2 separate regions of the Homo sapiens genome follow, and region 2 is linked to region 1. Evidence: chromatin loops called from intact Hi-C (ENCODE). Cell type or tissue: K562. All regions are shown on one strand. Each heading gives the region's core, and the rest is flanking DNA. Links, peaks and the distances in the headings are about the cores only.

What was found. Hi-C counts contacts between places; a loop is a spot of excess contacts. Peaks named below come from ENCODE experiments on the same cell type or tissue, not always from the same donor. Only the 100,000 strongest peaks of a DNase experiment are listed, where the experiment ranks them.
Region 2: a loop joins it to region 1, with 8 times the contacts of the local background. A loop is called at or near these places in 5 of 110 quality-filtered maps.

Annotation. Positions count from the first base shown.
Region 1 is chr6:29,582,499-29,598,714 of GRCh38, reverse strand. It overlaps OR2H2 (olfactory receptor family 2 subfamily H member 2), which reads right to left and starts at 13,594. Exons shown (of 2, transcript NM_007160.4): 1 at 13,365-13,594; 2 at 8,215-11,045. The coding sequence starts at 10,770. The coding sequence ends at 9,832. It also overlaps the pseudogene RPL13AP. RefSeq lists an enhancer at 3,409-3,916. In K562, for the core only: a CTCF peak has its summit at 9,084 (motif pointing right); a DNase peak (open chromatin) is centred at 9,064; H3K27me3 peaks cover 947 bases.
Region 2 is chr6:29,432,247-29,448,462 of GRCh38, reverse strand. The region is part of intron 1 of OR11A1 (olfactory receptor family 11 subfamily A member 1); the gene reads left to right. It overlaps OR10C1 (olfactory receptor family 10 subfamily C member 1), which reads right to left and starts at 9,157. Exons shown (of 1, transcript NM_013941.4): 1 at 7,486-9,157. The coding sequence starts at 8,447. The coding sequence ends at 7,509. LOC105379641 (a long non-coding RNA gene) reads left to right here. Exons shown (of 2, transcript XR_002956335.1): 2 at 5,892-5,960. RefSeq lists enhancers at 287-823, 7,489-7,989. In K562, for the core only: a CTCF peak has its summit at 11,555; a DNase peak (open chromatin) is centred at 11,551; H3K27me3 peaks cover 1,073 bases.

The DNA of each region.
Region 1 (16,216 bases), core at 4,907-12,906:
TGCTACTCAAAATATTTAACCAGTATGGCATCCACTTACATGGCTCCCTGGAGTGTGGAAGGATATGCTGGAGACTCTCCTGGAAGGTGAGTTCAGCACCAGCAGCAGCTGTGATAGGGACATGTACTGAGGCCTGTGTGGGCTGGACACTGGGACTGATGCAGCAAAGCTAGGGAGACAGATGCAGAAGCAACGTCATGTGGCCTGCAGAGTGCATTCCCCAGGTGTGTGTAGGGAGTGTAGGAAAGAAAATCCTTTTCCTCTTCCTGTCTTAGGTTCTCCAGCCGTGGCTGTGTAAATTAGAGTGGCATAAGACAGATTAATGAGAGAAAAACAAATAGAAGTTTATTAACATTTGCTTCATGCATGTACACATGGGAGTACCCAGTGGTGAACAATGCAAAGGGGCAGTTAGAATTTGGGCTCATGGCTGGGTGTGGTGGCTCATGCCTGTAATGCCAGCACTTTGGGAGGCTGAAGCTGGGGGATCACTTCAGGTCAAGAGTTTGACACCAGCCTGGGCAACATGGTGAAACCCTGTCTCTACTAAAAATACAAAAATTAGCCGGGTGTGGTGGCAGGCACCTGTAATTCCAGCTACTCGGTAGGGTAAGGCAGGAGAATTGCTTGAACCTGGGAGGCGGAGGTTGCAGTGAGCAGAGATCGCGCCATTGCACTCCATCCTGGTTGACAGAGCGAGACTCTGACTCAAAAAAAAAAAAAAAAGAATTTGGAGCTCATATAGTTGCCCCTTGAACAACTTGGGGTTTAGGGTTACTGACCCCACACACAAACGAAAATCTGCACATAACTGTTGACTCTCTCCAAACTTAGCTACTAATAGCTTACTGTTGACTGAAAGCCTTACTAGTAGTGTAAACAGTTGATCAACACATATTTTGTATGCTATACATCTTATATATGTATTCTTATAATAAAGTAAGCTAGAGAAAAGGAAATGTTATCAAGAAAATTGTAAGGAAAATACATATAGGGTACTATACTGTATTTATTGATGCCTTAAGTTTACATCATTTACATGATGAATCGTCTGTCTGAAATGGCAGCAACCCCAGCAACAGACCTTGATCTATGGTGTATATCAAGCAATTCAACTTTTTATAGAGTCATGACTTTGCTTCTTGGGAGAACTTCCAGCATCACTGTTGGCACTTCATATGGGCCCTATGGTGTTATTTAAGGTTCACAGTATTGCTCTAGACATGATGAAATATATGCAAGAATCTTGAGAGACCACTCTTTACTGCTATACACAATTTACTGGATAGATGAACTGCTCATGCAGAGATGATTAGTGTCACTTGGCATTTTAGGCAGATACTTGCAACAGTTGAGCTCTTTGCAATAGTAAGAGGAGGTGGCTATCAAATTACAGTAGAACAGTATACACTACAGTTAATTTTATGCCGTTATGATTTAATTCTGCATCTTTTGTTAAGCTTTCTCTTGACTTTGAGTGGCTTATGTATGGTCTGTAAGTGTGTGCGTAAGTTTTGATAAATTTTATTTATTTTTTGAGACATGGTCTCACTCTGTTGCCCAGGCTGGAGTGCAGTGGCGTGATCTTGGCTCACTTCAGCCTCAACCTCCTAGGCTCAGGTGATCCTCCTACCTCAGCCTCCTGGGTAGCTGGGACTGCAGATACATGCCACCATGCCGGACAAATTTTTTGTATTTTTAGTAGAGATGGGGTTTTACCATATTGCTCGGATTGGTCATGAACTCCTGGATTCAAGCAATCTGCCCACCTAGCCTCCCTAAGTGCCTGGCCAAATTTTTGGTTTTTATAGTAGATTTGTGTATATTTTTTGGTAGTATCTACATATATTTTATACATTTATTTGTTGATGAAAAAAGTAAAATTTGTAAAATATTTGAAGAGGTTTATTCTGAGCCATTCTGAGGAGTTCCTGAGAACATGTGCCCAAGGTGGTTGGGTTACAGCTTGGTTTCATACATTTTAGGGAGCCAGAAGTTGCTGACAAAGACATAAATCAATACATGTAAGGTATATATTGGTTCAGCTCAGAAAGGCGGGACATCTCGAAGCAAGGGAGCTCACAGGTCATAGGGGGATTCAGATTTTCTGATTGCCAATTGGTTGAAAAAGTTAAGCCCTGCCTAAAGAGTTGAAGTCAGCAGAAAGAAATGCTTGAGTTAAGGGGGCGTGGAGGTGGCGTTGGGGGAGATGTTTGTGGAAGCAAAGATTCTTGTTACGTAGATGAAGCTTCCAGGCCTCAGAAAGAATAGATGGTAAATGTTTCTTATCGCACCTTAAAAGATGTCAGACTCATTAGTAAAATCCCTCCTGGATCAGAAAAAGACCTGGAAGGGGAAGGGGATTCTCTACAAAATGCAAATCCCCATGACAAGAAATGGCTTTGCAGAGTCATTTCAAAATGTCAAATAAGTATATTTTGGGGTAAAATACTTTGATTTCCTTCAGGGCCTGCTATCTGTGGTGTGATGCTGTATCAGAGTCAGGTTGGAGTTGACTATTTTATTGCTACAGAGAATCTTTTGTCAGTCTTATGATCTCTATTGTAATGTTAATGCTGGTCAGTTGTCCCTAAACTCCAGAGGAAGGAGGGTATCATTGGCATGTCTTACCTTTCTTCCTGTCAGTTAGGGGGCTTAGAATTTTATTTTTGGTTTACACATGACATACTTTTCTCTTATTTATTTATTTATTTATTTGAGATGGAGTCTTTGTCGCCCAGGTTGGAGTGCAGTGGCACCATCTCGGCTCACTGCAACCTCCGCCTCCTGAGTTTAAGCGTTTCTCCTGCCTCAGCCTCCCAAGTAGCTGAGATCACAGGTGTGTGCCACCACGCCTGGCTAATTTTTTGTATTTTTTAAGTAGAGACGGGGTTTCACCGTGTTAGCCAGGATGGTCTCGATTGCCTGACCTCGTGATTCACCTGCCTCGGCCTCCCAAAGTGCTGGGATTACAGGCGTGAGCCACCGTGCCCAGCCCTATTTATTTTTTTAATTGAGGCTGGAGTGAGGTGGTGCAATCACAGCTCACTGCAGCCTCAACCACCTGGGCTCAAGAGATCCTCCCACCTCAGCCTCCCTAGTAACTGGGACTACAGGTGCGTGCCACCATGCCCAGTTAATTTTTTTTTTTTTTGCAGAGATGGGGTTTCCCCATGTTACCCAGGCTGGTCTCCAACTCCTGAGCTCAAGCAATGCATCCATCTTGGCCTCCCAAAGTTCTGAGATTACAGGCATGTGCCACAGCACCTGGCCCATTAATTTTTCCAGTGCTTCTAAGCTATGTGGTTTGTGAGTTTTTTCAAATTGTCACAAATCTCCAAAAATTTTCAATATACTTACTGAAAAAAATCATGTGTGAGTGAATCCATGGAGTTCAAATCGTGTTGTTCTTAGCAACTGTATAACATCTTGGCTAGGTAAAGGAAAAGGAGTTTGGGGCTTCTGGGTGAGTGGTAGATGGGCAGGCAAGTTATGGGAAAGTGACCAGGAAAATATGGAACAAAGTGGTTTAGTAAGGTTTGTTATGTGGATTTAAACTGTCTTCTCCATTAGTAGAGTTGTACCTTTACAGATAGAAAAGGTTTGTTATGTAGATTTAAACTGATGTCTTCTCCATTAGTAAGAGTTGTACCTTTACAGATGTGAATTTATTTACAAAAGGAAAACTTGTATCCTGTTTTACAGCATTCACTAGTCTGATGATTTTCAATTGTTAGCTCAAAATAATCCACATGCTAAAGATAGTTTGAGGTGGCATATACTGGTACCCTTCAAGGGTGAGCGATTAATTCTGCATAGGAGGAGCCAGAAGGTTTCCCCTTCCCTGGGAGATAGAAGGATAAGACAGGGCTGGGCCCTACACATAAGCATCTATTCATGATTCGGTGAGCCCTTCAGACGTTTGAGGTTTATTTTATTTTATTATTATTTTTTTGAGATGGAGTCTCACTCTAACTCCCAGGCTGGAATGCAGTGGCGTGATCTCGGTTCACCGAAACCTCCGCCTCCTGGGTTCAAGTGGTTCTCCTACCTCAGCTTCCCAAGCAAGGGGTTTACAGGCACCTGCCACCAGCCCTGGCTATTATTATTATTATTATTATTTGTATTTTTAGTAGAGACTTTTTAATTTTTATTAGAGACTTCATATTTTTAGTAGAGACGAGGTTCTTGAATAATGTTCCTTTAAGGCTTCCAACTCACATGTCATGTTAGAATGAATAGTTAAGTGCCTGCCCTCAGGAGACCTAAATCATGTAGGTTTGAAACATCTGTAAGGGATCCTTTTTTTTTTTTTTTTTTCTGGTTGTATTCAATTCAGTAGCTTCTGTATCTTTCTGAAATAATCTCTACCTTCCTGCTTAATCATTTTGCTCCTCGGTGTAACTCCTTCCCCCACATCTCCCTATCTTAATGCACAACATGCTTATTTTTGTCTTTAGCCTTTTCTGTTATAGAACCAAACTGGGGTCTGCTTGCCTGGTGCAATAAAACCAGATACTTACACCAAGGATTGCACCAATAGAAAGAAAGGCATTTGTTGCAGGACACTACGCAGGGAGGACCAGGCAGCTAAACACTCAAGTCCTGGCCTCCCTGATGTCTTGCAGGCAAGGGTATTAGCGGCAGAATGTATCAGAGTTACATGGCATGAAAATATGTTAGCAGCTGCGAATCTGTACAGGTCTGCAGCAACCTCAATTTTTGCCTCCTCAGAAGAAAGAATCTGACTGAGGGGCATAAAGCAGAGTAAGAGACCGAAGCAAATTTTAGAACAGGAGTAAAAGTTTATTAAAAAGCTTTACAGCAGGAACAAAATAAAGTAAAGCCAACTTGGAAGGGGGCCAAGCAGGCAACTTGAGAGATCAAGTGCGTGGTTTTGACCTTGACTTAGGGTTTTATATGTTGGCAGGGTTCCAGGGTCCCTTCTCCCCTGAATCTTCCCTTGGGGTGGGCTGTCTGCATGTACAGTGGCCTGCTAGTGCTTGGGAGGGGCTGCATGCACGGTATGTTTACTGGAGTAGTATGCATGCTGACTTGAGGCATTCTTCCCTTACCAGGGAGTGTTCCTATAAGGTTATAAACCAGTTAAATGCTGTCATTTCTCCCTTAGTGCCCATGCATGAGCCCACTTGCCCAACTCCTGAGATCTTAGTTTCAGGTTTTTCTATTTATTGGGAGACTGTTTTTCCCTGGCACAGGCTGTGACCAATGATTATTTTAGAGAGACAGCTTAACAACCGCCTATCACCTGATGGTTGCCTGACATTCCTGGTGGGGAAGGAGGCCCTTTCCTGCCCTGCTCGTGTCTGACTAACTATTGTAACATGGGTTTTTAAAGGCAGGGGTAAGGCAGTGTGCAGTGGCTCACACCTGTAATCCCAGCACTTTGAGAGGCTGAGGCAGGAAGATCACTTGAACCTAGGAGTTCAAGAACAGCCTGGGCAACAAAGTGAGACCCCAACTCTACAAGAAATAAAAAAATTAGCCAAATATGGTGGCATATGCCTGTACTCCCAGCCACTCAGAAGGCTGAGGTGAGAGGATCCCTTGAATCCAGGAGGTTGAGGCTGCACTGAGCCATGATTATGCCACTGCACTCCAGCCTGGACAACACGGCAAGACCCTGTCTCAAAAAACAGGAAACAAAAAAAGGCAGGGGTAAATTTCAGAAAAGCAGAAGCTACAAGGAACATTGGAAATCAGTGCATAGAGGTTCCACATTTTTTTTTGAGATGGAGTCTTGCTCGGTTGCCCAGGCTGGAGTGCAGCTGTGTGATCTTGGCTCACTGCAAGCTCTGCCTCCCAGGATCATGCCATTCTCCTGCCTCAGCCTCCCGAGTAGCTAGGACTATAGGCACCCACCACCACGCCTGGCTAATTTTTTTTTTTGTATTTTTTGTAGAGATGGGGTTTCACCGTGTTAGCCAGGATGGTCTTGATCTGACCTCATGATCCGCCCACATTGCTTCCCAAAGGGCTGGGATTACAGCTGTGAGCCACCGTGCCCGGCCTCCACATTGGTTTTGATCTAAAAGGGTGGGATATCTTGAATCAGGGACTTACAGGTTATAGGTAGATTCAAAGATTTTTCTGGCCAGGTGTGGGTCATGCTTGTAATCCCAGCACTTTGGGAGGCCAAGGAGAGAGGATCCCTTAAGGCCAAGAGTTTGAGACCAGCCTGCGAAACATAACAAGACTCTGTATCTACACACACAAAATTTTTTTTAATTAGAGGCTGAGGCAGGAGAATTGCTTGAGCCTGGGTGGTTAAGCTGCAGTGAGCTACGACTGCAACTGCATTCTGGCCTAAGTAACAGAGCAAAAGCCTGTCTCAAACAAAAACAAAAAAACCCCAAATTTGCAATTAGTTAAGGAAGAGAACCTTTGTTTAAAAATTTGGGGTCCAGTAGAAAAATGTTAACTGCCTAGAAGGTGTTACTTTCTCCAAGCTCCTCAGGAAGAAACTTAGAACAAAGGATGATGGTTATAAAGTTCAGTCATTTTCCTGTCCTCTGAGGTCTATGCCAGCAGATTCATTTGGTGGGGTTCCGAGTTTCTGAGAGACAACGCAGAGACATATGTTAAGAGGTTATCTTTAGTTTCTATGAGGAAAGCAAACCTATTCAGAACGCTTAACTTCCTTGGCTATTGTCTTAGGCTGCTATTACCTTGTTGCTTTTCAAGTTGCTACTTATTTCTCAGAGCCAGCTAGGTGCCTGGAATTTTCCTTGAAGAAACACAGGATTTTGCTTTATTTCCATGCTTAGGAGTCCCCAAGCCCCTAAAAAGGGGGTCTTTGCATCATCTCATTTCTACACAGTCAGCAAATACTTCTTATTTTGTTTACTCTTCTGTGGTTCAAACCTCTAAGAGGCTTCCATGATCACTGCCGCTCCAAGCACTCACACACATTATTCTTTAATTCTGTATTCCTGTAGACTCTTATTTGCTCCAATTCAGTTGTGTAACTGTCATGTATGCTGGCACTATGTGCCTGACCATCCCTATTTTCACTGGACATTGTGGGGGTTGTGACTGAGTAACTTTATATTGGATTTTCTCACAGAGTATCCAATAGATGACTGTCACATGGAAACAATGAATTTAGGATAAGAGATGTTAGTCCTAAGTCCTATGTTAAACCATTTATTCAACAAAGCAGATTCTTTTAGACTGCTTTATTTAATTCTCTGTTGCATTTCCCCTAGAGTCAGTCTAGAAACGATTTTACTATATACAAACATTATAGCCTCTGGCTGTAGGGAGATGATAAACAGGAGAAAAGTGTAGACATTTCTAGGTGCCAGTAAGAGAAAGCAGATAGAGGGGGTCATGAAAAAAAGGTCTTACTACAGTGATTTGAAAAGTGGAATTAAGCTTAGCCTTACCTGTAGGGCTGAGATTATGATTATGATTATGATTATTTGAGATAGAGTCTCACTGTGTCGCCCTGGCTGGAGTGCAGTGGCATGATCTCGGCTCACTGCAACCTCCGCCTCCCAGGTTCTCCTGCCTTAGCCTCCTAAGTAGCTGGGATTACAGGAGCACGCCACCACGCCAGGCTAGTTTTTTTTTTGTATTTTTAGTAGAGACAGGGTTTCACCATGTTGGTCAGGCTGGTCTCGAACTCCTGACCTCGTGATCCGCCCGCCTTGGCCTCCTAAAGTGCTGGGATTATAGGTGTGAGCCACTGCGCCTGACTGATTAGGATTATTAAATATAAAATGGGGGCTCTACATTAAGATTAGAATATGCTCTAATAACGAGGTCAAGGAGACAATAAGATTAACACAAGGATGGCTAGGATAAAGATTAGGATTATAATAGAATTAATGTTGCTGTTCTGTGCTGATGCCAGGATAAATGTTGAATCAAAATCATTTTATGTTGGAACTAGAAATAAAACTAAGATTTTCCTTTTTCTTATTTTATCGGCGTGTACTCAAAAGGGAATTTGGTATTGCTGCCCTTGCCAGGGAAAAGCTGGGAGACAGCGTATGTGGGATTGGAACCCCAGAACCTTTTATATATTCTCTTTGGAGAGTAAGATTCATTCATTCATTCATTCATTCACTTATACATTTATAAAACTGGGTGCCAATTTTATGCAAAATTCTGGTCCTTGCCTTCTGAGAGCCTGAAATCTAGTGGGTGAACTAAGCCAGAAACACACACACAATGAACTGTAACACAACTTTTTCCAAAAGTTTTATTGTTCTGTTGTTTCTTATGCTTTGAAGTATTTGAAAAACTCTTATTTTAAGGAAGTGAAACCCCTTCGGCTGGGGGATCATTTAGATATAGTTTTAGATTGAAATGATTTCCTCAAAGCTTGTTGAGAAGTTGAAGCTTTTCACCTGGGCCTGGGAGGCATTATTTTTACCAAAAGGCAAGGTTAAGAGCAAGGAGTCTGGAGCCAGTTTTCCTGGGTTCAAATCCTGTCTTGCACATTTGCAAGTGGTAACATAAATTCTGTGTTTTAGTTTTTACCTCTGAAAAAGGATAATAATATTATCTGCTTCATAGTGTTGTTATAAGGGTTAAATAAGTCAATATGTGTAAATTGCAGGGGGTTCCTGACTTTGACCATTTTTTGACTTTATAATAATGCAAAAGAGATACATTCAGTAGAAACCGTACTTTGAGTACCAATATAACCATTCTGTTTTTTCACTTTTAGTACAGTATTCAGTAAATTACATGAGATATTCAAAACTTTATTATAAAATAGACTTTGTATTGAGGATTTTGCTGAACTGTAGGCTAATGTAAGTGTTCTGAGTATGTTTAAGGTAGGCTAGGCTAAGCTATGATGTTTGGTAGGTTAGGTGTATGAAATGCATATTCAACTTACAATATTTTCAGTATATGATAGGTTTTTTGGGAGGTAACATCATTATAAGTCAAGGAGCATCTGTACTTTAAGTGTTACTTGGGTTAACATAACAATTACATAAATGCTTATAGTATCATAACCATATCTATGTCTTTGAGCAAAGTACAGTTCGGATGACCCTGGAGCAGAAGTCTGGGATGTCACATGCAATACCATATTTGGCCGGTAGATGACACCAAGGTCCACAATGTGCCAGCCTAAACATGAAGATATTTTTGTGTCTTTTTGGCTGCTCCTTTACCTGCGATTTGTGGGCATTGTAAGAGAAGAAATAGGACTGAAGAAGCTAAGTTTCCTTTGTAAGGCTCAAGCCTGAAATACTGGGATATTTGATTATGGTGTGAAAGCAACAGTGTGTATTTGAGAGTTGCCTGACTGAAAATTATGGGGCCTGGATTTTAGTTCTGATGCTGTGGACACTGTGTGTTCTTGGGTGAGTTTCCGAACTTAGCTGGGCTTCAGCTTCCCCTTCTCTTTTGCTGTTATTTGAGGAATAAAATAGAATGAGAATACAAAACAGACATATAGTGAAGTGGGAAAAACATGAGGGAGAAGCAAAGAAGATATGGTAGGAATTAGAATTGGAGGTGAAGGAATAGTGGGGATATGGCAAGGGAGGGGAATTAAAAATGGAAGTGATAAAGGTAGGAACATGACTATGGAGGCGAAGACTTAAAGTAGAAAAAAATATAAAATATACTTGATGCCTATAATTTTTCGCATAAAGATACCTCCCTTTACTACATTTCAGTCGCTGTCTCTTGCACACATACATGCACACACACAGACATGTGGCTTTCATCCATTCCCACAATGTAATGGGTGTGAAGAAGGCAGAGGGGCAGGGAACTCAAACTTTCTGATAAAAGCACATAGAATCTCCTCTCTTTTAAAGCACATTAAGCAGCTCTCCCTCAGCTTTGTGTGAGCCCCATTTCCTTCCCCAGCAATCTCCTGAATGCCCTGGTTACCTCCTTGTTCCTCAGGGTGTATATGAGAGGGTTAAGTGAAGGAGTGCCCACTGCATAGAAGAGACCAAAGAACTTGCCCCTCTCTTGGGCATAGGGATTTTTGGGCTGGAGGTAGACAGCAATGACTGAGCTGTAGAAGAGGGTGACCACAGTGAGATGGGAGGAGCAGGTCCCAAAAGCTTTCCTCCGCCCTTTTGCAGAGTTAATCCTCAGCACTGCCCAGGTAATGGCTCCGTAAGAGACAAGGATGAGGCTGAGAGGCACAACCAAGATGAAGACACTGGCAACAGCCACCTGGATCTCATTGTAGGAGGTGTCTTCACAGGAGAGTCGAATTAGAGCTGGGACCTCACAGACAAAATCATCCACCTGCCGATCGGGGCAGAAGGGCAGGTGCAGGGTGGATGGTGTCTGGACCACTGACTCCACTAGCCCAATGACCCAGGCCACAGATGCCAGCTGCCAGCACAGGCGGGGGTGGATGATGGTGGCATAGTGGAGGGGCTGGCAGACAGCCACGTAGCGATCAAAAGCCATCACTGTCAAGAGGATGCACTCAGTTGTCCCCAGGGACAGGAAGATGAAGATCTGGACAGAGCAGTCCAGGAAGCTGATGGTCTTCTTTGGGCCCCAGAGGTTGACCAGCATTTGGGGAACACAACTCGTGGTGAAACAGAGGTCCAAGAAGGAGAGGTTGGAGAGGAAAAAGTACATTGGAGAGTGGAGCTTGGGGTCCAGCGCAGACAGCAGGATGATGAGTGTGTTGCCCACTAGGGTTAGGAGGTAGGAAGTGAGGACAACCACGAAGAGAGTCCTTTCCAGCCCTGGGTGTTCAGAGAAGCCCAGAAGGAGGAAGCCCGGTGTGGAGCTTTGGTTAACCATGGCCTGTTCTTGTTTGTACCTGGAGGGATGAGGCTGTCACTCCAGTGTGATTCAACCTGTCTTATCAAAACTCAGCCTGGGTGTTTGTGAGGTCACAGCAGGTAGGTGTTTCTCTTCTGTCTCTGCTCGCCCAGCCTCCCTTTCCAAGGCTCATCACCATCCAGCAGCTCCTTCTCATTCCCTGTTCTTCCTGGTCAAACATTGTCTAGTGAGAGTGAGGAATCCATGAATGTACTGGACAGCAGATGGATACTCACACTGGTGCCTCTGACTTCCTGGGTGAGGGCAAAGGAGGCTGATTAAAATATGCACTAATTCATTAATTCATTCATTCAGGGGAAATTTATTGAGTGCCACTATGTTCTGAATGCTGTTCTAGAGTTGTCTCTTATCTATTGGATGATCTCGTAAGGTATATTGAATGAATTTTCTGATAAGTTGTCTCTGTAGGCTCAATTATTGCTCTATTGGTTGAATGAATTTTATAGAACTCTGTACATTCCATTTATTTTGTATTTTTTCATTTGCAAGTAAGCTTATCAGAGACAGTGTTTTATCTATGAGAGAGATTTTGTTTTGTTTTAAGATATCCCTACTTATAGAGAGATCAGGTTGGTTGCCCTGGCCTTTTTAGCAACCTAAGTTTCTGAACCAACTGACTTTCAGGGAGGGGTGGAAATTGGTCCACATGCTTCGTCCTTGCCATGAGTAGCTTACAAGTAGGAGGCAAGAGTGGCCACAAGCATGTTAAAATCACCAGGGTTCACAGGAACATTATCGAAAGACTCCAAGAATCACTCTCCCTAAATCTTGTAGTCTTTCAGACACCACCAAAAAGAGAGTCCAAAATTTAAAGGCCAGTAACACCAATGTACTGGGTGAATGAGAGTAAAGGTTCTGTAGGATGACTGACCAATTTGGTTGGGTATATCAGGGAAAGCTTCCTAGAGGAGGTGACTGGACTTTTTCCTTAAAATAGAGATGTATTGGGGCATAGAAGGTCAGTTGAGGGCTGGGGGTGGGAGACTGAAGCCACTCTGGCAGGTCAGAGACAAGGACTCAGGGTCTTACAGGACCTTAGGAAGGCCATGAGGGGAGGAGATGAGATGGTGGGCCACACCACAAACGTGCCATGGAGCTCAGAGGATGGCAGGAATGTCTTCCTCTTACAGGGTCCCCATCTTGTATTAAGCTCTATCACATCTCCCTTTTTGCCAGGACTCTCTGCCATTGTCTCTGTCTTCTTCCTGTTTTTCCCATTATTCTTTTCTCACTTAAAATATATTTTTAATTTTCAAAATATTGTTACATATTTAAACAACTAGGTTAAGGAACTGAGCAAATGTTTCAAGTATCTTAGAAGCTTCTGTGTGCCCCTCCCTGATCTCTCAATTTTCTCAATTTGTCACCCCTCAAGATGTCACCACCATTCTAATTTTTTTTTTTTTTTTTTTTTTTTAGAGTCACGTTTTATAGCCCAGGCTGGAGTGCAATGGCACGATCTCTGCTCACTGCAACTTCCACCTCCTGGGCTCAAGCTATTCTCCTGCCTCAGCCTCCCAAGTAGCGGGGATTACAGGCACTCAAGACCATGCCTAGCTAATTTTTGTATTTTTAGTAGAGACGGGGTTTCGCCATGTTGGCCAGGCTGGTCTCAGACTCCTGACCTCAGGTGATCTGCCTGCCTCGGCCTCCCAAAGTGCTGGGATTACAGGCATGAGTCACTGTGCCTGGCCTCTAAATTTTTAATTATGCCTTCGCTTTCATTTTTTGAGATGTATTTAACGTACCATAAAATTCGCCCTTTTGAAGTGTGTAATTTAGTGGTTTAAAGTATATTCACAAGTTGTGCAACCAACACCATTTACTTCCAGAATATTTCATTACTCCCAAAAGAAACCTCATGCTCATTGGCTGCCGCCCCCTCCTTTGTTTTCTTTGTAATATAAAATTCTTTGCATGTAACCTTAAACAATAGCCAATTGTTTCTTATTTATCCATCATGTGTCATCCTAATTAATTTTCTACATTTCTAACTTTGTCATTATCTTGGCATTTCATTCCTTTCCTTTCTCTGCTATATCGCTGAATCTCTTTAGATTACACCTTTCTTAGTGACTGTTTCCCTTTCCCTCTTTGTTCTCTGTCTTTTCCACTCTCATTATTTTTCTCCTACTCCTTTTCCTTCTGAAATATTCATGCATTGGTCTACGCATTTATTCATTTCTTGAGCCCCAAAGTGCCAGCATTGTGTTAGGAGCTGGGGAAGGAGTTGGGAGGTCCTTTGAAAGGGGTTTATGATAGTCTAGTGACCATGAGCTACCCTTGCTGTTAGTAGCTACCATCAAAGCATGGTGATAAACAACTCCCTGAACATCTGGTTCTCACAGTGACCCTACAAAGAGATAAAATTATCCCAATTTTACCAAAAAGTGAACAGTCACAGACGGGACAAGAGACTTGTAGAAGGTTACCTAGTCAATAAGTGCTAGGACTAGGATTTTAGAGTAAGTTTAACTCCAAATCTGGTCCTCCAGTGTTGAGGATAGGCGGAAACTGATATCTCACAGCCAAAGAGCAAAGGTTCTGCTTACCTTCAATCAAATAAAAATCTCTTCTGGTACCAGCAATTCCCCATGACAGAGCTCTTAACTGGTGCCCAGCCTCCACTTGTACATCAGGAAGAAACAAAAAAATAAAAAGGAATGGGCATCCTTGAATGGGCAACTGCATCTCTGGTCACAATAGGGATTGCTAATGCTGACCATCTGGCACTTTTCTAAGCACACATGTGTGTGATGAGCTGGAGCTGGCTCAGATTATCTCTTGATTAGTAAATTTTTAGGAATTTTGTGAGACAGTTATTAAACCATCAGTGGCTTGAGACAGCCATGGCAGGAATATTTACACTATGAAAATTGGCAAACACTACAAATTAGGGCTCTCCCCATCTGCCACCAACCAAGTTGTTTATTAAACATTTACTCTACACTGCTGATTATCCTTCACAACTCTACATATTATTCTCTTCCTTCCAATATGAAGAAGTTGAAACAAAGAAATATAAATAACTTTCCCAAGGCAGTATAGTTAGTAAGCACCAGAGCTGATGTTTGAACCCAAATCTGCTAACTGTAGAGGGTTTGCACCAACCAAAGCCCACCAAATCTCTGCAGGGAGGATGAAGCCAAGGTCAGAACTTTGCCATTGAGTTCTTTGCCATCGAGTTCTTTGCCATCGAGTTCTTTGCCATTGAGTTCTTTGCCAACAATTTTCCCCCTCAGTCTAGGCAGAGGTGTGCCTCTGTTTTAGTGGCATTGGAGGTAGAAATGTTGACATGGTATGGTGGTAGAGGGATCCCACGGAGGGAAAGAGCTCATTAATTCTGCTGAGACTCTAGGGTCCATAGCCCACAGACAATTCATTAGCCACAAATTATGGTAAAAGGGGCAGGGGAATATCTATAGGAAATATGCCAACAATAGTCATCACTGTGGTAGGTAAAAGAGGTCACTCATTGCTTCTTTCTGTCAACAGGAAGAAAAAGGACAGTGTCTCTACTCCCACCTCCAGTGAGTCCCGGGCATCCTGATAGTCCTCTCAGGCTTATGATTCATCTATTCAGGACCTCAGTTTTTAAAGTTCTCAGCTTCCTCCTTTTCTATTTAGTTATTCTGAGATGGAGCACACTGTAGTAACAGAGAATTATAAAGCTCTGGGTTTGGAGAGTACTTAGAACATTTAGCCAATCTTCATATAACTGAATCGTTATGCTTCTCTTCCATTAGAAAGGGAGCCTATGAGATCAGCTAATAAATGGCATGTACTAGGTCCATGGATCTACCCAGTAGTCATTTCTGCAGTCTCTAAATCTGTAACTGGAATGCACATGCTTGGCCATTGGCAGAATCCCCACATAGTTCTTTAGTCTGTGGAGTACGAGCTACAGATTGAAGTGGAAGCCCTGAATCTACACCTCTTACCGCAAAGACAGTGAATCAAGAACAATATCACAATTCAAGGGAAATGGCTGATTGAGGCCACCTTTAAAGGGTGCGGGGGTTTGTTTCTATCATATTTCACATTTAATTCACCAGTCTGGTCACTACAAATATCAGATGCAACTTGAAAGATGACCAGACTAGCACAAACTCAACCAAGAAATAGCTGTAATTACAGCTGTTGTGCCTGATTAGCACGGTTTCAGGTCCATGTTATATGGCTATTAATCTGGTGAATAATGTGTTCTTTTCTTTTCTTTTTGAGATGGAATCTCACTGTTGCCCAGGCTGGAGTGCAATGGCATGATCTTGGCTCACTGCAACCTCCCCCTCCCGGGTTCGAGCGATTCTCCTGCCTCAGCCTCCTGAGTAGCTGGGACTACAGGCAAATGCCACCACGCCTGGCTAATTTTTGTATTTTTAGTAGAGACAGGGTTTCACCATATTGATCAGACTGGTCTTTAACTCCTGACCTCGTGATCTGCCTGCCTCAGCCTCCCAAAATGCTGGGATTACAGACGTGAGCCACCGTGCCTGGCTGAATGTGTTCTTTTCAAATACTATCAGGAAGAAAGACCAAAGGCAGTTTGAATTTACAGGTATGGATATAAGTGTACATTTACATTTACATTTTTGCTTCAGTACCATGTTAAAACTCTCCCGTCATAATAGGGTCCAATGGGACATGGATGTGCTGCAAGTCCAGGCAAAAAAGCCTTGATTTACATCATTTGCTGATTTCTGCAGTGTAAATATTCTCACCATGGCCAATTTTAAACTGTCAATGTGAGATTACTGAAAATGCAGAGTTGTAGAGAAATGTATGGTAACACACCATTACACAGAATAATTTATAATACAGAGGGTTTTTTTTTGTTTGTTTGTTTTTGAGGAATAAACAAACAGTCTTTATTAGGCTCAGACCAGAAGTCCATGGATCTTGAGGAGACCTGTGTGTATTTGTCAGTTTTCTTTTTCATGTTCTTTTCCACCTATTTCTGTAGCCTCATAAGCTGTTTCTTCTTCTGGTAGTGGATCTTGGCCTTCTCCTTCCTCTTCTTCAGGGTGGCTGTCACTGCCTGGTACTTCCAGCTAACTTCATAAGCTCGGTGTCCAGGCGGACAAATTTTCTTGTAGGCTTCAGACACACAAGCTTGAGGGCAGCAGGAACCACCAAAGCTTTTTCTTGTCATGGGGCGGTGGAATGCCGTCAGACACCTTGAGGTGGTTGAGGGCGGCCTGGCCTTGGTGAGTCTTGTGGGGCAGTGGGCCTTGCACCATCCACCAGAAGATGCGGCTAGGGCCGAGAAATGGCAGGGCCTCCAGAAGGTGTTCATCCGCTTGCGGAGAAAGCCCAGGTACTTCAACTTGTTTCTGTAGAACTTGCCAGAAATGTTGATGCTCTCGCATTGTACGACCACCACCTTCTGGCCTAGAGGGAAGGA
Region 2 (16,216 bases), core at 6,713-14,712, 150 kb after region 1:
ATGTGGCAACATAATAATTCATGGACACCAGAATTATCCAAGAGGAACTGGAGAGACAACAGCATTGGAGGGCCATCCAAGACCCCCAGTAGTCCTTTCTGTACTTGGTCTCCATGTGCCATCTTCACTTCCTTAGAAAGGGTCGTGTGGCTGGGTGTGGTGGCTCACGCCTGTAATCCCAGCACTTTGGGAGGCCGAGGTGGGCAGATCATGAGGTCAAGAGATCGAGACCATCCTGGCCAACTTGGTGAAACCCCATCTTTACTAAAAATACAAAAATTAGCTGGGTGTGGTGGCGCACACCTGTAGTTCCAACTACTTGGGAGGCTGAGGCAGGAGAATCGCTTGAACCCAGGAGGCGGAGGTTGCAGTGAGCCGAGATCACACCACTGTACTCCAGCCTGGGCGACAGAGCTAGACTCCTTCTCAAAAAAAAAAAAAAAAAAAAAAAAGAAAGGGTCATGTTGATCACTTTTGGATCTTTTTTGATGACCAGTAGAGTGCTATAGACTGGCTAAAAGAAAGAACTGAAGGAACTGTGACTCATTTACTTTCTATAGAACACCAGAGAGAAAGCCAAGGAATGCAAAGAATGCATATCCAGTGTCAAGGAGGAATGGGGAATGAGCTGAGTTCCTAAGGAGGCCCAGCCAGGCCATCCCAGAAACAGGAAGAATTAAAAGCCTCATCATCTAGCAGAAATCCTACAGTATTTATTTCACTAATTTGTTTTAGGTCCTCTCTTTGGATAATACAGAAGAATAACTCTACAATGGCCTCATTTATACTGCCAGAGGGCCCATAATGGTGATTCTCCAAAGAGTATATGGCCTGCATTCTCATTCACAATTGGGACGCACCCCTGTACTTATCTCTAGTCCTCCTTCAGTTCATTTCCAGACCCATGCTAGTGCAAGACTTAAAAGTGCTCCAGCCAGAAGAGTCTTCTACCACTCGTTCAAATTCATTCAACAAATAAATATTATCAAGTATAAAATTCCAAATTGGCATCAATAATATAAAACTGTCAATGCAAACCCCATTTTTCAAATTGACTATTTTTAGGAGCTGAATAAAGATCAAAATGATAAGCCCAATGTGTATAGGTATCTGTGGTCCATTGCAAAAATGAACTATTTCCCAATGGCTGCTTTAGAAAGTTTCTATTTGAAAGGCAGTAAATAAGAGGCATCATGATTGCCTAGGGCAGTATTTTTACCCTTGGAGTCAAGGATGGTCAGGGTTTCTATGTTTATCATTTGTATTCTTTTATGCAAATGGGGAATTAGGTCTAGATACCAAGAACTAGACCAGGATCTTATTGGGGTCGGAAATTAGGAGTAAAGCCAGTCCACAGGAATATCATGAACTGAAAAACAAAGAGGCAGAAAACATTGTTCTGGATGATAAGTTCCAGTTATTAGGTAAAATATTCTCGTGAAAAGTTGAGTAATTTATTTAGGTCCATCAGGGTGCCTATGGTCGACAGAGTCCTCAACTGTGTTATTTCCGCTGCTTGGGTTCTAAACCACCTTTTGACCTATTATTTGGCTTTCTGAAGAGGGTGATTGCAAAATGGATCTTATTATGCAGACCAGGTGTGCTGCTTATTCAGAACTCAGCAGTTACTTTGGCTCTAAATCAGCCTCCTGAGAAGTCAGTATTGGTAAGTCAGTCATTTCATTAGGGCTTGGTCACTGACTGGTATATTATCAACCATGTTTTTTTCAGGCATGCTGAGGTTGAAGCAAATGGGAGAGAGATGACTTTTAACTTCTGTGCTTCCACCTCCTCATTCTCTCAAGTGGCCGAATGTCTAACCTCAGTCAATCGTTGTGCCTTGAGGCTTGTTTCTCTAACTATATCCATACATATGTGGTGAATAAATATATCTATCATTCTTGGGTGCAAGTGCCCTGACTCCTGCTGCTTCTCTGCAGTGCCTCTAATTGGTTAAGAAGGTTGTGGCTTGGCTTTCCAGGCCCCTGGCAGGTGACATTGTCAGTCCTGGCTGCCAGGAGAGGAAACATCCAGAAAATGCTATTGCACAAACCAGGTGGTGGTTATGGTAGATGAGACAGATTAATAATATTGCCTCTTCTTGCAGGAAATGGGATTGGGTGATGAGGAGGGAGATAGGCAAGGGAAGCTCAGGGAAGGGAGGAAGTGGGTCTGGGCTGCAGTGAGAATGAAGGAGAATGAAGAGGATCCACTGAAAAGCTGAGCAGAGGAGAAATACAAAGGAAGTTGACCAGATTGCCAGCACTATGTAGAATAAGGCACACTGTGGGAACTTGATAATTATTCGCAGACTTGAAAGAAGTGTAAAGGGTTAGCCAAAAGAAAAAAAAAGTTGAATAGATGATGGGTGGCATCTTTGAAGCTTGAAGTTTGCACTGAGATCCCACTTTCTGTTTTTCTCAACTCTCAGAGGATCAACCCTGGAATCTTTTGTGTAGCAAGCCTGGTCAGCTCCTAATCCTTCTCCTTATGTCCCTGGGAGACCCAGAGCCCCTGTTTCTTGGTGGCCCTGATGTACCTGAGTTCTCTTCTTTCTTCTACAATATTTCCTCTTCCAACTCTTTCCTAGTCTTCCCTGACTGGAAAGAGTTAAGGCCAGTGAGGGCACACAACCTAGAGAGGCAGAGAGGCTGGCAATGGACAAGCACACGCTCCCATTTCCAGGACTGAGCCACAGCCTTTGTTCAGTGTCTCTTCCTGAGTCCTACATCCCTTTCCTGGCCCCTGTGTAAGATCCCCACGTGCTAGGCTCTCCAAGCCCTCCCTAGGGCACTGATTTGTGAATCCCAGAGAGCTCAGTGGGGAGCAGAAACGCAGGGGGACCATGCTGCCACAGGAGGAGCTGATGCAGGGAAGCAGTGAGCATAGACTGTGGGAGTGAGCTCTGGTTGGGAGGTTTCTCCAAGCCCTGTGAAGAGATTGGCCTGGGATGCACAGAGATGGCTTTCCTTGTGAGCCGGTGAGTCTTCCTCTGAGGTCTTTTTTGTTCTTTCTCTTTTCTCTGCTCAGTTCTTCAGCCTGCCTCTGTTTCTTCTTTCTCTCCTTCTCCCTTCCCTTCCATCTGACTTCTACCCTCCCTCCCTGATGCCACAGTCACTTCTTACTTCAGTTCTGCAAAGCTAAAGAATGAGGATACTGGCTGGGCACAGTGGCTCACGCCTGTAATCCCAGCTCTTTGGGAGGCCAAGGCAGGTGGATCATGAGGTCAGAAGTTCGAGACCAGCCTGGCCAACATGGTGAAACCCCGTCTCTACTAAAAATACATAAATTAGCTGGGCATGGTGGTAGGCTCCTGTAATCCCAGCTACTCAGGAGGCTGAGGCAGGAGAATCGCTTGAAACCAGAAGGCAGAGGTTGCAGTGAGCCAAGATCGTGCCACTGCACTCTAGCCTGGGCAACAAGAGTAAAATCCTGTCAAAAAAAAAGAAAGAAAGAATGAGGATACTTCTGGTAGCAGATACCATCAGGAGCTGGGGTGCACTATAGTGAGTGGGTCCCATGGGATTAGGGAAGTTGAGGAAGGGAGTGTCAGGGAGAAAGGTTGGTAGGAGGAAATATTAGGGACAGAGCAGTGGGATTTCAAGAAGCAGGTCAAGTTTTGCTCAGGGGCAATGGCAGGTGTGAGTAAGGGAGATGTGAGGTTCAGGAAGGTAGAATACAGTGGGGGAAGACTCAATATGGGGATCACTGATGGACTCTCCCTAGCTTTTGAGTGGTGTTTGTCTTGAAAACCAATGACTGTGCTTATATTGCCCAGGATTAATGTAGTTCAAGGTCCCTTGGTAGCTATCTATGGTGGAGAAAGAGCATTTGCTGCAATCTTCCTTCTGGTTCTTTGTGAGAGTATCAGCTATAAGAAGCATATAGTCCTTGGGACAAATAAGCACAGAATAGTGGATCTGGAACTCAATCCAGAGCTCATTTGATTTAGCCTTTATGTTTATTGATGATGAAATTGAAAACCAAAAAGATGATGCAAAGAGTTTGCTCTAGGTCCTGTAAAGTTTTAGTAACGGAGTAGAGATCACAACCCATGTCTTCAATCTTTACCAAGGTGTATTAGTCTGTTTTCACACTGCTGATAAAGACTTACCCAAGGCTGGGCAATTTACAAAACAAAGAGGTTTATTGGACTTACAGTTCCACATGACTGGGGAGGCCTCACAATCATGGTGGAAGGCAAGGAGGAGCAAATCACATCTTACATGGATAGTAGCAGGAAAAATGAGAGCTTGTGTAGGGCAGCTCCCATTTCTAAAACCATCAGATCATGTGAGACCCATTCACTATCACAAGAACAGCACAGGAAACATCCACCCCCATAATTCAATCATCTCTCACCAGGTCCCTCCCACAACACATGGGAATTATGGGAGCTACAAGATGAGATTTGGGTGGGGACATAGAGCCAAACCATATAACCAGGGATTTTCCATTCAATACTTTCCCCTGTCTATTTTTTTTTTTTTAATTACTGATTGGTGGCTCTAAGTCTTGCTCCAGAAAGACTAATGTGCTGGGTTACATAAATGTACAGAAAATAAGGATGAGAGAGACTGGACAAAGAAAAAGGTAGAATAGAACAACAACAACAACAGCAAGTGAGACCAGAAACTAGATATCTCAAAAATATATCGTGAGGAATTGCACATTTCCTGGAGATGAGTTACAAATTCAGGTGGAAACTTGCTAGCTGTCATGTTAAGAGGAAAAGTGATTACTTAATTTCTTAAAAAATTAAACATACACTTCCCATGTGATGCAGCCATTTCACATCTATGTATTTACCCCAGAGAAATGAAAGCATACAAAGACTTTGTACACAAATGTTCATAGAACCTTCATTCTATGAACCAAAAACTGGAAACAACCTGAACTTCCTTTAGCAGGTGAATAAATAAAAAATTGTGAAAACAACCCAAATTTCCTTCAGCAGGTGAATGGATGAACAAATTATGTCATATCTATACAATGGAGTATCACTCAGAAATGAAAAGGAATGGCTGCTGTACACACCACAACATGGCCAAATCTCCAAATATAAGTCAGACTAAAAAGAGTACATATTTTATAATTTCATTTATATAAAACTCTGAAAAAAGAAAAATATAGTGCTGGGAAGCAGATCAGAGGTTGCTTGGGAATGAGGAGTGCAGGGAGGGGTGAAAGAGAGAGATTACAATGGAGTGTGAGGGAGCACGGGGGCTGGATATGTTCATTTCGTGATTGCGCCTATAATGTCATGGTGCATACATGGGTCAAAACTTATCAAATTGCACACTTAAACATGTACAATTTGTCATATGCCAATTGTACTTCCATAAAACTGTGAGGAAATGTTATTGCTTATATGACAGGAAAAATACAGTGATTCCTATCACTGAGATATGAGAAAAATGATCCCTCTGAGAGTTTCATAATGTTGCTTCTTGTAATCTTTCTCAATGTAAACCAATGGCTTAATGCCAAAACACTCTTTAGCAAGACCAGTTCTAGGAAAGATGAGTTGATGGAGATATGTAGGAAGTGGAAATATTTCAGCATTTTAAATGTGTAGCTCTGTGCTCATCTGCTTTAGCTTGGGGATAAGATTTAGATTTTAAATTATCAGAGGAAAAGCTGTTTTGACAATCCTTTAGGCAACCCTTCTTAAATGCTGTTCCTCGCTATTGCAGTTTTGTTCAATTGAAGAGCAGTAGTTGTGAGGTTTTCCACATTGATAAAATGAGTTTGAGGAAGGCCACACAACCCCTTTTGGGGGGTGGGGACAGGGAGTAACACCTTTGTCTTTTCGCTTTACATTTTGAGTGTTTTCTTACTTTGCAAACTGTTCTCTGATAGTTTCATGAGAATCAGTGCTTTCTTAACAGGACAGCAAGTGCTCTCTGGACAGAATCACCACCCTGTATGTACTTGATATTCTCCACAGTGCCAAAGAGCAATAGGCACATAGAAAGTTTGCAATAAATACTGTTGCATTTGAATAAAGTGTTGGAATGATATAAAGTATGTAGATTGCACTTTTAATTATTAATAAATACTTGCCTCTTGGAGATGGCTGTTTTTGATTCACCCTCTCAGCTTATTCCACTTATTTGTTCTGCAGTTCACTGACTCTCCTGCATATCATAGCCCTTATATTTGCTCTTCCGTGTCTTGGTAGTTTTTGGCTCATATCTGTGCTGGGTAGCAGTTTCTGTTAACAGTGATGTATAGAGCCTCTTCTTCCACCTTCCTCTGGGTCTCTTGTGGGTTCCAATGCCACTGATATTTCAAGAATACCCTTCTCTTCCCAGCAAAGTCACCCCATGTGAGCCAAACATTAGCCTTTGCGCTGACCTGTCTGACTTGCTAACAAAAACATCTATCAAGATACTATTTTGTGCCAGATATTAAGCTTGATTGTTTGCAAGTCTACAAATCCTCACAAAAACCCAATGAATTAGACTCTGTTGTTACCGCAACTTTATAGATAAGAAAATTAAGGCTCACATAAAAACAAAACAGAACAAAACAAAAAACAAACAGATTATGTCCTTTGCAGCAACATGGATGGAACTGGAGGTCATTATTCTAAGCAAACTAACACAGGAACAGAAAACCAAATACCATATATTCTCACTTAAAAGTGGGACCTAACACTGAGTACACATGAACACAAAGAAAGGAACAACAGATACCAGGACATAATTGAGGGTGGAGGATAGAAGAAGGGTGAGGATCAATAAACTGCTTATCAGGTACTATGCTTATTACCTGGGTGACTAAATAATCACTGTGAGGTGAAATTTACCTATATAACAAACCTGCACATGTACCCTTGAATCTAAAATAAAATTTAAAAAAATTAAGGCTCAGAGAGATTATATCATTCACCTGTGATCACTTAGCTAACTAGCTGGAAAAAATAAGACTTGACTTTAAGTCTGTCTGACATCAGAATCTGTTCTCTTAACCTCTGCGGCATATGAATTTCCATAAGAACTTACCTTCATTGAAACTTTTGTGGCCACTCCTTACTTCTTGAGGAATCTGTCTTTAGCTGGTAGTAGATTTAATTAGGTATAATTATGTTTGCTAAGGTACTAACCAGTAGTACCACCCAAGAAACAAATGCCTTACCTAGGACGTACAAATGTCAAATGACTTTAAGGATCATTGTTGTGGCTGAAAATTTTATTACCTTGCTAGTCTGATAAGGATAATATTTTGTAACTTTATCCCTGGTTGTCAACTTGCTCTGCTTCTGAAATTGATCCTCCATCCTGGGTTTCTTGTTTCTTGCAACAGAAAGCGGAATAGAATATGTATGTGTTGTGAGGGTCTGAGGAGCGCATTTGACTACGGTAGCTTTTCAAAGATAAGTTTGTCTTTCTGACAGGCTGGCCCTCCCCTAATGTGAAGAAAGACCTTAAGGGAGACTCTTTGATCCTTAGGTATTTGGGACTGACTCAGAGCACTGCACAGAAGTCACTATCGCCCCCTTTTCAAATCTCCATAGGCACCGTTTTCTGGATGGTTCTCTTTAGGGCAGCTTTGACCTCTGTGTTCCGCAGGCTGTAGATGATGGGGTTGAGGATGGGGGTGACCACAGCATAGAAGAGGGACACCAGAGGGTCAGTGGCCGGATCGTAGCTGGCCTTAGGGCGAATATAGATAAAGAGTGCGGTGCCATAGAAGAGGGAGACCATGATCAGGTGGGAGGAGCAGGTGGAGAAGGCCTTGCGGCGGCCCGCAACAGATGGGATCCGGAAGATGGTAACGAGGATACGCCCGTAGGAGCCCAGGATGAGGCCAAAGGGGCAGAGGATGAGGAGGGCTGTTGCCAGGATAATCTGCAGTTCATTAAGCGAGGTGTCTCCACATACCAGCTGCAGGACAGGCTGGATCTCACAGAAGAACTGCGGGATGGTATTGGGGCCGCAGAAGGGCAAAGAGAAGATGAAAGGGGTGTGGCCCAGCCCCACCAGCACCCCACAGGCCCACGCCGACCCAGCTAGCTGTAGACACACCCGGTGGCTCAGCAGCAGTGGGTAGCGGAGGGGTTCACAGATGGCTGCATAGCGGTCATAGGCCATGGCTGCCAGGAGGCAGCACTCCGTGGCGCCAAAGAAGAGGAAGAAGAACATCTGGAGAGCACATCCAGAGCGAGAGATGTGGCGCCGGCCAGTAAGGAGGTGGTGAAGTAGCAGGGGGACCGTGACAGACGTATAGCCAATCTCCAAGGCCGAGAGGGTGCGCAGGAAGAAGTACATAGGGGACTGGAGGGCAGCATCAGTGGAGACCAGCACCACAATGAGGAAATTGCCTGCCACGGTCAGCAGGTAGATAGTGAGAAAGACAGAGAAGAGCAAGCCCTGGAGGTCGGCCAGGTGGGAGAAGCCGAGAAGAAGAAACTCAGTCACCATGGAGGTGTTTGCACTCATCCTGCCTGCATACCTTTGACTGGAAGACAAAAGAAATGGCAAGGAAAAATCACAACTATGGAATCGTGAAATGGGCAAAGATGACCTCTCTCTGCATCTGATCGCAGCACTAGATCTCCCTTTCTATTAGAATATCATGGACTTTGAAATTAGGCAGCCTTGCCTGGAGTCCATATTCCACCCTTGCTCACTCTTGGGATCCTGGATGAGTATTTGTCTCTCTGAGCCTGAATCCCTGACTTCATCTCTTCCTGATAGTGCCTATCATTCTAAAGAACATGTTAAACTGTCTTTCCAGTTTTACCTGGGCTGAAGATTAAGTCAGTCTAGCTCCCTTTTCACTCTTTTCTGATTTTCCAATTCTTCCTGCAGGGCTGGAGACAGAATTTTCCCTCATAGCAGATCTTTTTCTCCATCAACTTGTCTCCTGTCTGATAAGAGGTGACCTCTCTTATCACCTCTTGCCCTCTAGTTTTCTTTTTTCCAGCTCTTTCTTTAGTTACCAGATTCACTTAGTCTTTCTTCTTTTTCTGTCATTTTACCATAAATTTCACAGTGTTCAAGGAGGAGAAAAAAAATGAGAAAGATCCTCTCTTTTTAAGCTCCTATAGCATTAAACAGTTCAACTATTTAGAGGGGTGAGCATTTCTCTAGTTTTAAAACATGCTCAGGCAAAAGATGACAAGAACTTCCTTAATTGCTTATTTCTGCATCTTACAGACTTTCAAACTTAGTCCTCTTACATTGTAAACATGAAAATCCCCAAACTACACACATAAACTCCACAAATTCACACACTGTCAAATTATATTTCAAAATACAGGCACAGAAGAATAGCCTAATATTCCCAGATGCCAGATTTATCTAAAGTTGCAAATCATGTATTCTATTGGCATTATTACAGATAACAGTAAAAGTCTAAATACACTGAACATAAAACTATAAACACCCAAAGATACACTTGAATATATACACAAATTCAATATTCCAGCCATATTCAAGGTTGTGTATTAGAAATACAAGTCCACACACTGATATCCTTTTGCAGTTGAAGAGCCCTTGGTTCATTCTCCTCTGGGGGCTCTTTCAGTGTTTTCCAGAAGATATTATCTCAAAGGTGTCTTTCTATTTTCTATTTGGAGAAATAACCAGTGAAGGCAGATGGCATTTGTGACTTGCTTATCTTCTTTTTTATCTACATAGTGGATCCCTCTTGAGGAAGCCTCTCTTAGGTTTGTTGTCTCTCTTTAAGCTCTCTGAGGATCTGAGTCTCCAAGCATTCTTGGCTTTCCAATGGGGAGAATGCTTCACAAAACCAATTAATCTGTTATTTTGAATCTGTTTCTTAGATTGCAAGAAATACAGAATGACCTGTTAAGAACATTTCAAAGAATATATCCAGAGCTATTGGTTTCTCTTAGTTCTCCCATATCTCTGGTTCAACCATTTTAATTTTCTTCTTTTTTCTCATGATTTTTTCCCATCACTGTAGATGTTCTAGTACATCTACAAAAAGTAATAATGCAATTTTACCCTTCTTATGTATATTGATATAATCCAGTAATCAATTTATTTGATAACTATTTATAGGGTCCCTTGCAGGTTTTATTGATTCTACAGGTAACTAATAATATAAAAGAGAAATAAACATGTTTTGACCTAATTGAGGTGCTAAATGTCATTTTCTTATACAATTGTCACTAATTTTTCTTGCTTTGATTTCTTTTTCATTTATTATACAAATCTTTCTTTGCATTTTTATCATTGGTATCTATTATTTGATTTGTTTCTTCTGTGTTTTTATACATTTTCATAGATGTGATAAAAGCTGTGTGTCAAATAGAATGTTTTCAAGACATACCAACCATTATAACAAGCCCCAACTCCAACGGGTTTAAGTAATAAATTTACTTATTAATTTATATAACTAGAAGTTCAGGGTTTACATAAACTGGATTTCGTACTTAGTTTTCTTCTGACTCCTTTATATTTTATCATTTCATTTATTTATTAGATTTGGCTGAAAGTAATGGAAATGCCAATGGCTCAAAGAGAATGAAAATTTATCTCTCACTTAAATGTCTAAAGATTTGTAGTTCAGGGAAATATGGCTGCTCTGATCCAGAATTCCTCAGGAATCTGTTTTCTCTCAGCTCATCAGTCATCTACTCCCAGAGTGTAGCCCTGTTATGGCTGAAGATGATGCCATTAATGTTACAGGGAACAGAATGGAGTAGAATAATTTGGATTGCTATTTGTCCACTCTTAGTGTAACCTATGTAGTATTATTGCTAAAAATGTTTAATTGGAGTATAAGAAAACAGTCAGACAAATCCATATTGTGGCATATTCTATAGACAACTGACACAAACTCTTAAAAAATATCCATGTCTTTAAAGACAAAGCAAAGATGGGAGATGACATCGTTCCAGATTGAAGAAGACCAAAAGCCATGGCAATAAAATGTCATTCATGATTTTTGACTGGATCCTACGTCATCAACAAAACAAAATAAAAACAACTATAAAAAAGATTTGGAACAAGTGGGAAAGTTGAATATGGGTTTTATATTATTGGTTCAATGTTAATTCCCTTGGGTGTAATAATAGTATTGTGGTTATGCTGGAGAATATTCTTGTCATTAGAAAGATGCAGAATGGCTGCATAGTATTCCATGGTGTGTATGTGCCACATTTTCTTAATCCAGTCTATCATTGTTGGACATTTGTGTTGGTTCCAAGTCTTTGCTATTGTGAATAGTGCCACAATAAACATACATGTGCATGTGTCTTTATAGCAGCATGATTTATAATCCTTTGGGTATATACCCAGTAATGGGATTGCTGGGTCAAATGGTATTTCTAGTTCTAGATCCCTGAGGAATCGCCACACTGACTTCCACAATGGTTGAACTAGTTTACAGTCCCACCAACAGCGTAAAAGTGTTCCTATTTCTCCACATCCTCTCCAGCACCTGTCGTTTCCTGACTTTTTAATGATCGGCATTCTAGCTGGTGTGAGATGGTATCTCATTGTGCTGGCGCTTTTCGAAAGCAGCCGCTGCGGCCGCCCAACGCCAAGAACGCTTCGCGAGCAGCGCCATCTTGAGCGAGGAAAGAGGAACCGAGAGAAGAGGATTGCGGGCCACTGGCCGACTGAATTCCGTATTTTATCTTTTCTTATTGCATTTTCAGAACTGAAGATACAGCTGACAGAGCACTGAACTAGGCCAGGGTTTTAATGCTGGCTCTATGACTAACCTATTCTATAACTTTGTACAATTCACTTCATTTTAATGAGACTCATATTTCTCATCTTTAAAATGCAGACACAGCTGATTCTTATTATTCACTGCAGTTGCATTCTATAAAGTTGCCTTGAACCCTGTAGGAGCAAATATTAAATAATTCCTTGCTTTAGGGGAGATGCAGGGTTAGATTCCTATGAGTTTTTGGTCACATTTTTGTCACCTGATCAATAAATAACCTTATTGTAAGTGTGTTTCTGTTTAAACACATCTTATATAATATATATCGTTGATCATTAACGTTGAACCCACAGCCAACAGCCCTATAACACATGCCTGAACAGAGCTTATCTAGCAAATGCATTTTCTCCGTAAGATCCATTGCAACATTTTTGTGCTCAGGAGCATGGGACAGCACTTCAGCGCTACATTTGGGGCTATTTTGAATTATGAAATCACCAAAAAACAAACAAAAAATGTGAAAAATATGGCATTCAGCAAATCAGGAAATCATGAAAAGGACACTTGTTTACAGTATAATAGCTGAAACAAGAGGACAGAGCGTTTCCTTGCTCAGCATCAGGTGGGGATGCATACAGTGTGTCTCAAACTTTTTGTCACTGTGTTCATGCACTTGTCCATGAACGACTGCGAAGGTGCTGTGAGTATTGAGCTAGGGGTTAAAAATAGATGTTAGGGAGCAGGTGACTTTGCAAATACTGAATCCACAAATAATGAAGGTCAACTCTATTGCTAGTCATGTCTACTGGTGGAATGTTTGGAACTTTCTTTTCAACCGGACATTGTGTTAATATATTTTTAGAAGGCCAGGGATTATGAATCAAGTGACCATTTTTATTTTTTCATTCATGCATTCATGCATTGCTACTTATTCACTAATCATTTATGACACAGCTAAAATATTCTTGGGATACAAAGATGAATAGGATACACCATCTGCCCTGGATAATATTTACTTCTAATTCGTAGTCTAGTGAAGAAGAAATCTAAATGGTAAGACTATGTAAATCTCTAACAGAAACCACAAAGAGCTATAATTTGTTTTTGTAAAATCCTGCTGGGTTGAATACTATCTCTTTTGTATTAAAATATATTGTTAATCCTCAAGAAGTTTTCAAAGATAAGAGATTGAACAATATTTTGGGTTAGGTCCATGATGTACTGTTATTAAAGTTTCTATGGATTCAGATTGCCTTGGATGCCTAGGCTGGAGTCTAAGGAACAAATAATCAGAAAACATCACTGAGCTCGAGCTTATGAAATATTTTAGTAACATGGGAGACTCATGGAAATGTGTGGTTTCTTTTCCAACTGGAATTACTGATACAAAATAGGATATATATGTGACCAAAGCCAAACAACATAAATGGTTGTCAAACTTGAGCTTGAAGTTAGCCCCCGTGAAGCATCCCATAGTCACTTCTGAGAGTTTGCAAGATGTGTTCAGGAATGTCTCCTCTGGTCCTTCCTCTCTTGTGTCTTTTCTGTGCCTTCAAGCTGCTGCTCTGTGAGAGCTGACTGACTCTTTTTATTTTGTCATCCTTTGCAGTGGTTGACATTGCTTTCTCCACCCTGGCTGTGGGAACAGCAACCACTGTCCCCTGTACCTGCTTTTTCTAAGCAAGGCCACAGGCCCTCTTAGAATTCTCCTAGTACAACATATATCAAGTTGTAGCTTATAGAATAATTTACTGTAGTTCTAACTTAGTGGAAAGTAAATGTAGTGCAGAGAATTATATGCTGTTATACTGATCCACACACACTTGAATTCCACTAGGTAATTTATGTGGCCAAGGGTATATTTCATTTCATTTGGAACTACTTATAATCTTTTCACGTCTTGCAGTTTAGGCCAAATTGACCCCAGGACACAAGGGAAGGTAGAAATGTATTTTTCATGCTAATATATCACCTACTTTTGGAGACTTCATTTATACCCCAGGATTAACCTCTCACCAGGGTGATTAACAATACAAACATCTACTCCCCACAGATCCTTGTCTTTATCCATGGGACTGTGGTCTGAACTGATGACCTTAAAAAGTCCATAAAATGTATTTTGACAAAAAGTTTGCTAAAATATCTGTAAGAATTAAGATTAGTCAGACTTTCCCATCTTAAACTTGAATTATCTCTGAAGTTGTGTTTCTCTATCAAACCAAATTTAACAGTATACTAAAAGGATCTTTCACCATGATCAAGTGAGATTTAGCTCTGAGATGCAAGGATGGTTCAACACACAAATCAATAAATGTGATACATAACATTAACAGAATTAAAGATAAAACCATATGATCATATAAACAGAACATGAAACGGTGAAAGAAAAGTCTTTTTAATAAATGATGTTGGAAAACTGAATATCCACATGCAGAAGAATGAAATTGGATCCTTATGACACTCAATATATGAGAATTAACTCAAAATGGATTAATGACTTAAACATATGACTGCAAACTGTAAAACTATTAGAAGAAAATATAGGAGAAAAGTTCCATGACGTTGGTATGGGCAAGATTTCTTGTATATGATCCTCAAATCACAGACAGCAAAACCAAAAGTAAACAAATGGGATTGCATCAAATTAAAACATTTCTCCGCAGCAAAGGAAACAATAGAGTGAAAAGACAACCCACAGGTTGAGAGAAAATATTTGTAAATGATACATGTAAGTGGCTAAAATTCAAGCTATATAAGGAACTTAAACAAATCAATAACAAGGAAACAAATAACTCAATTTTAAAATGAGCTAAGCACCTGAATAGACATTTCTCAAAAGAAGACGTACAAATGACAAACAGGTACAAGAAAAAATGCTCAACATCACTAGTCATCAGGGAAATACAAATTAAATTCACAATAAGATATCACCTCACACTTGTTAGAATGCCTACTACAGAAAAGATAAGAGATAAATGTTGATGAAAATGTGGAAAAGGAGAACTCATACACTTTTGGTGGAAGCGTAAATTAGTACAGTCATTAAATACACTGTGGAGGTTTCTGAAAAATTCTGAAAAAATTAAAAATAGAACCGTTGTATGACCCAGCAATCCCTTGTCTGTGTATATATTCAAAGGAAATAAGAAGAGAGATCTACACTTTCATATTCATTGTAGTATTATTCACAATAGCCAAGATGTGGAATAAACCTAAGCATCCCTCAGCAGATGAATGGATAGAGAAAATGTGGTATATATGCATAGTGGAATACTATTCAGCCTTAAAGAAGAAGGAAATTCTGTTGTTTGCAACAACATGGATGAATCTGGAGGACCTTATATTAACTGAAATAAGTCAGGCACAGAAGGACAAATACCTCATGGTCTCCCTTCTACATGAAATCTACAAAGTCAAACTCACAGAAACAGAGAATAGAATGGTGGTTACCAGGGGCTGGAAGAAAGGGAGAAAATTGAGAAGATATTGGTCAAAGGTTACAAAAATTACAGTTAGACAAGAGAGATAATTCAAGAGATCTATTATATGAAAGGGTGACTATAATTAATGAATTGTATATGTGAAAATTGCTAAAAGAGTAGATCTGAGTGTTCTCATCACAAAAACATGATAAGTATGTGAGGTAATGGTTCATGTAAATTAGCTTGATTTTGTCATTCCATGATGTATACATATGTCAAAACATCATGTTATACATCATAAATATATACAATTTTAATTTGTCAATTAAAAATCATAATAATGTAGGCTAACTAAAAAATGCTACATTTTTCCAAAAGTTTTCTTTTCAAGACACATATACTTACCTTTTAGCATATGCTGCTGTTTGATGAAAAAAATAAACGATTAAGAGAACCCCTCCTGCTGCCAAGAAAAAATAGGGTGGCATTTACTGTGAACTACAGATAGTAGACAACGTAGTTCAGAGAAAAAGTGTTCTCGGTTGGTCAGGGAGAAAGTGGAGCTGAAGTTAGGGTCTGAGTTTGATAAATGACACAGAAGTGCCTTCAACACACTCCTAGGGATGAGAAATAAATATATCAGCCTGATTTCTGTGGAAGCTTCAAAAAAGGGAGTAGTGGCAGACAAAGTTGTTGGGCAGTAATTTGGTCAGGAAGGATATTGAAACGCTACATAACCATTTCAACGTCATTTTGTAACATCACGCCACCTTCCTTCTCCTTAAATCAGGCTCAGCATTGGCAAGATTTTGATGATCTATATAAAACACCCCTACTAAGGGTGGTACCTATTGAAACAATTGCCTGGGATGGTAAGAGGGCGATTTGGAGGCTGTAGATTGGAGAATGAAAGTTGAGGGCAGGCTCCTGGGAGGACCACTGTTGGTAATGGGGAATTTAGGGATGTTGCAGAGAAATCAGAATTTTCTGGTGAGTTATGGAGACTAGGAATTGGGGCTTTAGATGTTTGGTGAAATGGAGAGCATTTGTCCCCAAGGGGATGGAAAGGTGGGCTCCATTTGGCTCTTTTGGTTTCTGCTCCGTTTATGGTCAAGCCAACAGTTCAGGAAACCGCCTTT